Linked DNA regions of Homo sapiens: regions 2 and 3 are each linked to region 1. Evidence: chromatin contacts called from ENCODE Hi-C data. All regions are on one chromosome and are shown on one strand. Each heading gives the region's core, a stretch centred on a gene start or an enhancer-like site at or near the end of the contact. The rest is flanking DNA. Distances are from core to core; before and after follow the strand shown. Region 1 holds the start of SMARCAL1-AS1 (SMARCAL1 antisense RNA 1). Region 2 holds the start of RPE (ribulose-5-phosphate-3-epimerase). Region 3 holds the start of EPHA4 (EPH receptor A4).

Region 1 (2,934 bases), core at 176-2,675:
CTAAGACAGGCAATGTCTTTGTCATTTAAGACAAATGGGCTGGGCGCAGTGGCTCACACCTGTAATCCCAGCACTTTGGGAGGCTGAGGCAGGTGGATCACTTGAGGTCAGGAGTTTGAGACCAGCCTGGCCAACATGGTAAAACTCTGTCTCTACTAAAATTACTAAAATCAGCCAGGCATGGCGGCATGCACCCATAATCCCAGCTATTTGGGAGGCTGAGGCAGGAGAATCATTTGAACCCAGGAGTCAGAGGCTGAAGTGAGCCAAGATTACACCACCACACTCAGTCTAGGCAACAGAGTGAGACTCTGTCTCAAAAAAAAAAAAAAAAAAAAAAAAAAAAAAAAAAAGGAAGGAAGGAAGAAGGGAGATTATTTATTGTTTCAAAAGTCACACAAATTCTACATTATTATTTTAGAAAATTCAAATCATTCTGAAAAATAGAGATTAAAAAGCTGAAAAGTGTATTTCATGCCACTCTGCTCCTGAACAGTTTGGTGACTTTTTAAGTTTCCTTCCCAGACCTTTATGAGTTTACATACATGTACAGGTAAGGATGAAAAAAAAAAAAATCAAACTACACACATTGCTGTGCTTCCTTTTTCTTAGCATGTCTGGTCCATTTTTTCAAATCCTTTAGTAGACTTGTTTGTTTTTAAATGAGCCATGTTTGAAAATAGAACAATAGCAACATTCATATGCACACTGATAGAGAAATGTTATATTTATCACCAATGGTGCTCAGGATGGCTCAGGATGTTGGTGCTCAGGATGGGGTAAAGTGACTCTTTAAGTCTCATGACTAATCTTCTCTCAAGAGGAGGGGCTATGGAATCAGAATCACAAGCTAGCTTAATAAAGCCTTGAGAAATATTATCAAATAGCTGTCTTAGTTTCCCCCTCTGTAAAAGGGGGACAAGAATGTGTTCCATAGGTTGTAGTGCGGTTAAATGAGGTAACTCATATTTATGCTAAACACAATGACTGATGACTACAATGATGACGATGATGGCAGCCGGGCGCAGCGGGTGGGGCTTAAATGGCAAGTATAGCAATACCAGGAATGGATGCCCCGGGGAGATACTTTTTATTAAGAGCTGCCAAGTTAGTATGGCTGTCTGGGATGTCCTCTGGAGACAGCCGACTCCGGGTTTGGAAACCTCAACGTCCTAGGCTTTCAGGACCTAGTGTTTGGCTAAACCTCTGGAGAACTACAACTTCCAGGGTGCACCACTTTCGCCCCGCCCATGACGTTGCAGCTCCCGTTTCTCGCCAGGCTCCCGGCCCGAACTACAAATCCCAGAAGACACTGCAGCCCCGCTCGCGTTCTCGTCTCATCATTCTTACTTTTGGAAGCGAAACTGCGGCCGCGTTGCCTGCTGGGAAATGTAGTTCAGCGGTGGCCTAGCCCTTCAGGCCTGGCCGCTACAATAAGGCTGGCGAACTCGCAGCGCTTGAATACCCGTGGCCTAACCGTCCACTCGGAAGACCGGTCCCGCTCGGGAGGCTCTGCAGTCGCGCCTGGGGTCAGGGCCGGGGGCGAATGTGGCTCGCGTTCTAGGCCTCCCTGGGTGAGAAAGTGGTAGACTGGCAGGAAGGCGGCGGAGGCGGACGAGACCAATGCCAGCCTGGAGGAGGAAGTGGGCCAATGGGAAGGGTGAATCCAAGTGGAGATCGTAGGGGTGGGAGTGGGGCGTGGCGCCCGCTTACCTTGAGGCTGGGTGAGGCTCGCCCCGAAATGCGGGGCGTGGGGGGCGGGGGGCAGAGGTCCCTGCCTAGAGGGGAAGAGGGGCGTCCATGTGGCGGAATGGATTTATGGTTTGGGGCTGATCAGTGGGTCTTATGGCCGAGTCTCTCTGGTTAGTGGAGACAGCTTACCAGGCCTGGGATCTGGGGAGTTTGGAGGTGCAGGAGATCCCTGGTTGGAAACTTAGGCAGGAGTGTGTTACCCAGAGAGACTGAGGGCTTCTGCTGTGCACCTCCAAAACCTTTTCCTAACCTCTTCACCCCTTCCTAACTGCTAATGGTTGGAGAAGGTGGAAGTTCTCTGGGGATAGATACTTCGTGGTGGGGGAGGGGGGAGGGGGGTTGGGTTCTGGCCAAAGGGAGCCCCAGCAGGGAAGGAAGGCTTTGAACCCTATAGCTGCCCAGAGGCCTAAGCAATGCTACTGGAGTACCCCTACATCATCATTGTAACCGTTACACAGCATTACATTAGATGCAGCCTATTTAGTCTGAACCAAGCCAGACAAATTGGTGTGTCCTGCCCGCTGCTTCTAAAATATTGTAAACATGTCTCAGCTCATAGGAAAATAAATGTTCCGGGTAAATTCATGGAAAAAAATAATCAGGGTGCAATATGGAATGTTTACAATGATCCTACTTTATAATAAATTCTTATATCTCCTAAATATGTGCCATTTTGTTATGGATGAAAAAAAATCCGAACTATATACTCTAAATTATTAATTTCAACTGTGGTTATTGATGGCTGGTAAGATTACAGAGTAATTTTATTCTTTTTTGTTTACATCTTTATGTAGCATCTTAATTTGCACAGTGAACACATAATTTTTTTTTTTCTGCTCCTTATTTTCCCAGGAGAGTCAGTCAGTTGCTCCGTGTGTTGTGTTGGAAGTCAGGTCCTAAGGCCAGCTGCTCTGGCTTGCACTGAGCCACAGGCAGACTGATTTGCCAGGAATGATAAAAAGGGGTGAATGTGAGGGGAGAATTCAGTGTGCAGGCTATGGGAGGCTAATGCTTTTTTCCTTCTTCTAGGTTGGAAAAAGACTATGTTAGCAAGTGTCACGCCATGGTATGTGGTTGGTTGGTCTATTTCAGTCTAATCTATTATGCTTTCTGGTTAAAAATGTCACCTTTCTCATTATCTGATGGATTTACGTTGCAATGCATAACTTTCTTAGGTTCTGA
Region 2 (2,934 bases), core at 200-2,699, 6.4 Mb before region 1:
GCTCTTGCTAAGTCCATTTATCCCCGCCAAGTGGTTTTACTTCTGTCTCTTTTCCTGACCCTAGGCACATTTAGCATCAGGATACTCATCCATTTCTGAACTGTGTGTGAACAGCACACAAACCTATCACAATTTGTGAATGAGCATTGGAGAGGTGTAGGGGCCAAGGGAAAACTTTCCCTTCACCCTCCAAAGGTTTGCTGAAAATCACTGACAGAAAGAAGATTAACAGGAGAAAAGGCATAAAAACTTATTTGATTATAGTTTTACCTGACACAGGAGCCTTCAGAATGAAGACCCAAAGGTACAGGGGTGATTACCCATTTTTATACTTAGGTTCAACAAAGTATAGACAGCCATGTAGAAATACGATTGGACAAAATAGGCGATCTAATGCTAATAGACTGACCTGGCCTTGGCCAGTCTAGTTTAGATTCCTGGCCTCTCTGTGCAGCATTCCCTCCTCCTGGATATGGGATAGAACCTTCTCTAGAAGAGGAGTTTTATAACCTACAGTTGAGATGGGTCAAATAATTTATGGCCAGTTTTTACACAGAAAGGTGGAGGAAAGTTAGAGTAATGCTTTTGGGTTTTGTGTCTGGCTTCAGGGAAAGGGGGTTCCGGTTTCAATGACTCTTCTTAGGGAAGATGGGCTCCAGTTTCTATGACCTGCCTCCTAGAATGAGACTGAGAAGAGAGCAGGGCAGGAAGTCAGAGAAACACTGTTGCGTCTGAGGCCTTCACTTTGGGCTATCATTTTCTGAGCCTCAACAGAGGGAAAAACAAAAAAGGTAAGGAGGAACTGCAAAGGCAGAAAAAGAGGGTAATATAATAATAACTACCATTTTGTACTGAGCACCAGGCATCCTGCTGGGCGCATTACCTGGCTTCACTCATTTAATACAACCCTAAAGCTGGGCACTGTCTTTACAGATGAGAAAACCGAAGTTAAGAAGTGATTTGCCAGGTCACCCAGCTAGTATCTGGCAGAGCCAGGGTTCCTCCAGCTCAAAAGAAGAGCTCTAGGAGAAATACGAGGAAGAAAGGTTTTTAATTGTTGTTTTAAAGGGCCAGCATAGGCGCTGGAGAGGAAAGAAAGGCATATGCAAAGGGTGGAGAAACAAAAAGTGATGTTAAGTCAAGAGCCGAGGAGAGGGAACTGCAGGAGAAGCAAAGTGAAAAAAGGTTAAGAAACGCCTTGAGTACTGCGAGGACGTTAAGATCCAAACAGCACAAGAAGGAAGGTCAAAATCAGGTGTACGAGGCCCGTGTGCCCCGCCCCGCCCCAGGCGGACGGCTGACAGCGCCCCACCCCAGGAGGAGGCGGGACTTCCTCACCGCAGAGTGGCTGCTTCCGGTAGAATCCGGAAGCCTGTACGGAGAAGGGGCGGGGCCAAAACTGCGCGCCCAATCGGGGTGACGCTCTAGCCTTGCCGGGGACTCGTGGGTAACTTGCTTTTGGGAGCCAGCGGTATGGCGTCGGGCTGCAAGATTGGCCCGTCCATCCTCAACAGCGACCTGGCCAATTTAGGGGCCGAGTGCCTCCGGATGCTAGACTCTGGGGCCGATTATCTGCACCTGGACGTAATGGACGGGTAACTCCTCCGGGCTCCGGTCGGGCTTGCCGCGCGGCGGGGCGGATCAGTGCACCTTTATTGACTGCTTGTTGGATGTACCGCGTCCCTGTACCACCGAGCGCCTCACTCTGAACGCGATGCTAGAAGGGGTGTGGGGTAGGAGCCCTGGAGGCTCTAGCAGGAGCAGAACCGACGCGGTATCCTGGGTTGCGGCCGGGTCCCAAACCTCAGTTCCTCCCCTCCCCCCACGTAACGTGTGGTCTTCCATCACTTAGGACCCGGAAGCGACCTAAATCTTTAGGACATTTCTTCACTTTCAGCTAGAGAAACTGAGGCCCAAGGGGAGAAGCATGACTTGCCCAAGCTCATATAGCTAGTTAGTGGCAAAGCTGGGGAAACAGACTTCTCTAACGATTTAAGTTGGCACCTGCGGTTAGGTTCCCGAGTTCTGCCACTTGCTGGGTTACCTTGGACAAGCCACTAACCTCATTGAGCTTCAGTTTCATAATTTGAAAAATGGAACTACTAACAGAACCTACCGCTTAGGCATCTTGGAAGATGAAATGAGCGAGTACATGAGAAGTTTACAGTGCCTGGCGTATATTAAGTTCTCTATAATTGTTAATTACATCATTATTACAATTCTGATTTTCCTGTCTATTTTCTCTTCAGGCACCCTGCTCTTCAGGGAGGTCAGTTTTTTGTAAGTAATTTTTAAGCACCGTAGTTACAGCACATAATATTGTTTGGAGTCAGGATATTAGTTTCTGAAGTTGGTTACAGAATGAGGAAACAACCCCAGAGAAAGCAGTAAGACTCCCTCAAGATTACAGAAGATTGTGACAGACTTGCAACTTGGCTCTTCCTAGGTTTGCCAAGTAGTTCTCTGAGCCCCACTGTTAACTGACTATAAAAATCATAAATACCATTATCTTGAGTGGGGATGGAAAAATAAATTTATTTTAAATAGGTAAAAACCCTGTGTTCCCTCATTCAGTTTGCAAATTGGTGTTATTTTCTAAAGGTGATGATTTCCTTTTCTTTTTAATGTTAATCTGGCTTTGAAGAGTTTTATCTTCCATTGCTCTATGTGGTTAAATGTATTGTTTCTCTTTGGCATTTTACCCAGTTACCTTAGGAGTCCACCCAACTGATAATGACAAAACTTTGACCATAGAGTACTAAAAATAATAGGCCAAATGTGTAAAAAGTTTAGTAAATATTACCTCTCACAAAGGTTGGCTTTTAATTGGCCATTATATGTAATTATACTTATATACTTTATTTTTGACATCTTTGCTTGAAAGCCCTAAACTGTCACAGGTAATAATACCCTGAGTGTCTACCTCAAAGGTAA
Region 3 (2,934 bases), core at 209-2,708, 5.2 Mb after region 1:
TATGGATGGATGCATGGACGGACGGACGGATGCACGGAGAGATGGATGGATGCATGGATGGATAGATAGACGGATGGACGGACGGATAGATAGATGGATGCCGGAAAGGAGAAGAATGAGAGACGGATGTGAGACTAGATGCACGCAGGCCAGAGCACCAGCATACGCTGGAACAGAGCACGAGCATACACTCGAACACACGCGCACACACTCAGGACATCTGCGCACAGACATACAATCCTCCGCGTCCGCTTCCACGCAGGCATTCGCGCACCTACATACACGCAGTTGCACGCGCGCGCACACACACAGGCACACACACGCAGACATGCACACACACGCAGACATGCACACACACCACACATGCAGACATGCACACACACGCAGACATGCACACACACACCACACATACACACACACACACACACAGTTCGCCTCTCCCTGGGTTTCTCAGAAACTAAATGATCACCGCCCCCCCGCCCCGCCCCACCTCCCGACACAGACACACAGGCACATACAATCCTCCCAGCACGTCCGAACGGATGCACAGAAAACTGAGCACCCAGACGGGTCCCGTCGACCCCGCACGTTAGCTCTAAACTGTGTGCAATTCTGGGGCGAAAAGCTAAAACTCGACTGCGTTCAACTTGCCGGCGGGTTCCCCAAGTCTGCGGGGCGAAGAGCTCGGGCCCCTCAGGCCCGCAATCGCACCCTCGGGGCGCTGGGCTTGGCGAGGAGAAAGGTGTCTGACTCCGGGTGCTAGAAATCAGGTCACTGGCGCCTGACGAGCGGCGCCACGACCGCTGCGCTGCGGAGCAGGCCCCGCAGCCCGGTCCCGAGAAGCGCAGGGCTCGGGAAACTTTGCAGAAACCAGAGCTCGAAAGGCTTTCGCTAGAATCCGGGAGCACCAAGCCTTCACTGTGCTCCAGGCTGCGTTTTCCCCTCGCCCCGGGCTGGCTCAGGAGAGGACGTGGTTCTTGTAATTTTTTTTTTAAATCCCGGCGTTGTCTCCCGTGCATCCCCTCAGGGCGCCTCGAGCGGGCCTCTCTGGCGGATGCTGATAAACTTTGGCCTTTGGTTACAAACTTGGACAGACCCGCCGCGTGCACGGGTCACCGCCTCGGGGCAGGCTGTCCGGCGGTTCCCCGCTGCCCCTTCGCCGATCCCCTCGCCTCAGCCCCCTTCTCCCGAATCGGGACGCACCATTCACACTGGGCTCCCCCCGCACCACCTGGCCCTGCGCTCCTGAGGACCCCTCACCCGCGATGGCCCCTCGCTGTCCCCGACCACAGAAAGGCCGTCCCGCTCTTACCTTCATTCGCGGGGTATACCCTGGAACCTGTGACAGCGTCGCAAATCCCGAAGAGACACGAAAATAGGGCGAAATAGAAAATCCCAGCCATGGTTCGCCGGTGCCAACGCTGCTCCTGCCGCTTCTATCCCAGTGGAATAAATGCTTAAGTTAGGAGAGCAGCGGGCTGAAGACATTGCCAAGGGGGCGGGCCCGGCCGGTGACGTGAGCCCGCCAGTCCGGGGCCCGCGGCCAATGGCGGCGCAGACAGGGCGGCCGAGCCCCGCCTTCACCGAGCAGGGCCCGCCCCAGGGTTCCGCCCCCTCCGGGCTCCACGGGGCGCGCGGTCTCCCGGGGCTCTAGGGGGCGAGCACGGCCGGTCCCCGCCCCCGCCTGCCGGAGGGAGCCAGCGGGATCCCCCACGTTACCTCGAAGGTCGAGCCCCTGGACGGCGGAGGGACTTTGGAAAAGCTCGGAATTGACCGAGGGGAGCCAGAGAAGAGGTTGGAAACCTTTTCTCCCACCACGGGCGGTTTAAGATGGAGGAAAACGCTCTTTTATTGAAATAAAAGAAGTCTAAGCTGACCTGCGGTTGCTTCTTTAGGAGAGTCGACGTGTCTGCGTCCAGCGCGCCCGGGCTGAGCTGCAGACTCGCGCCTGCCACCGCCACCCTCTGCCACCTTGCCCTGTTTTGTCTTTATGGCGCTTCCCCCTCTGAAATACTCTTTGCGGGGAGTTTTGTGGCTCTATCACTCGCTTCTTCCCTGGCTCCCCAGATGCCTGGAGAGCGGGGACCTACTTGGTCCCCAACGTCCAGTCCGCAGCAGGGCTCCGTCACTGTCTCCAGAGACTGAACGAATGACTTTCTAGCAGTAAGGAAGTCCCCGCTGGCCCCGTCCCCCTGCACACGCCGTGGACCTCGCCCAGGGCCCAGGACGCCCCGAGATGGCCTTGGGCAGGGAACCAGTTGTGGATTTCCCGGGGGCAGGGTTGGGGGCAGTCCCTGGAACCGGGCCTAGCCCGTCTGGGAGCGGTGGGGTAGAAGTGAAAGGCTTAAGTGTGGGTGCGGGGACTTGCAGCCGCACAGACAAGGCAGACCGGGACTGGGAAGCTGCCCGGAGCGGCTGCTGCGACTCTCCGCTCCGACCTAGCCGGGGCAGCCCTCCCTGCCCCGGGAGAAGACGGCGAGCAGGAGGACCCGCAGAGCCCCGCCCGGCTGCTCCGGCCCCGGGGGCACTGGCACCATCGGGCTGTGGTCTTTTCCCGATGCCCGAGCCGTGGACGCGGCCACCTAAGAGCGGTCCGGCGAAGGCAGCGCAGCCGGTGTCCCAGGGACCGGTCCCCAACGCCACTCGGTGCATTTCCCCAGGCGCTGGCAGGGGCACTGATTCCTAGCAATGAGGCCTCCCTTCCCCTTCCCAGGCCGCCCCTCCTCTGACTCCCTCCAGAGCAGGGCCGAGTTTTCCTGGGGAGCCTGGGTCCCGGCGGCCGGGCGGCCGCTGGGAGGTGGAGGAGCCTCTCCAGCCCCGGCCGCAGCTCATCGTGAGCCAACCGCGCCACCTGCCGGCCAGATGCGGGAGTGTGCGGCCCCGGAGGAAGGGCGAGCGGACAAAGACCGCAACCCGCAATCCGCAACCCCGCAG

What was found. A loop is a pair of places that touch in the nucleus more often than their neighbours do. Pooled maps may share reads with other maps.
Region 2: a loop to region 1 is called in a pooled map, with 25 times the contacts of the local background. The contact joins the promoter of RPE here to the promoter of SMARCAL1-AS1 in region 1. A Hi-C loop is called at or near these places in 6 of 50 pooled maps.
Region 3: a map of CD4-positive, alpha-beta T cell shows a loop between it and region 1 (8-fold over the local background). The contact joins the promoter of EPHA4 here to the promoter of SMARCAL1-AS1 in region 1. A Hi-C loop is called at or near these places in 2 of 168 maps with a recorded cell type or tissue (CD4-positive, alpha-beta T cell and naive thymus-derived CD4-positive, alpha-beta T cell) and 3 of 50 pooled maps.

Annotation. Positions count from the first base shown.
Region 1 is chr2:216,411,075-216,414,008 of GRCh38, forward strand. SMARCAL1-AS1 (SMARCAL1 antisense RNA 1) reads right to left here and starts at 1,426. Exons shown (of 5, transcript XR_001739881.1): 1 at 1,351-1,426. SMARCAL1 (SNF2 related chromatin remodeling annealing helicase 1) reads left to right here and starts at 1,410. Exons shown (of 18, transcript NM_014140.4): 1 at 1,410-1,574; 2 at 2,782-2,818. RefSeq lists enhancers at 1,172-1,466, 1,210-1,299, 1,430-1,519.
Region 2 is chr2:210,001,189-210,004,122 of GRCh38, forward strand. It overlaps RPE (ribulose-5-phosphate-3-epimerase), which reads left to right and starts at 1,450. Exons shown (of 6, transcript NM_199229.3): 1 at 1,450-1,595. The coding sequence starts at 1,474. RefSeq lists enhancers at 1,459-1,508, 1,549-1,718.
Region 3 is chr2:221,570,846-221,573,779 of GRCh38, forward strand. EPHA4 (EPH receptor A4) reads right to left here and starts at 1,459. Exons shown (of 18, transcript NM_004438.5): 1 at 1,313-1,459. The coding sequence starts at 1,403. RefSeq lists silencers at 1,415-1,834, 2,435-2,714, 2,765-2,924.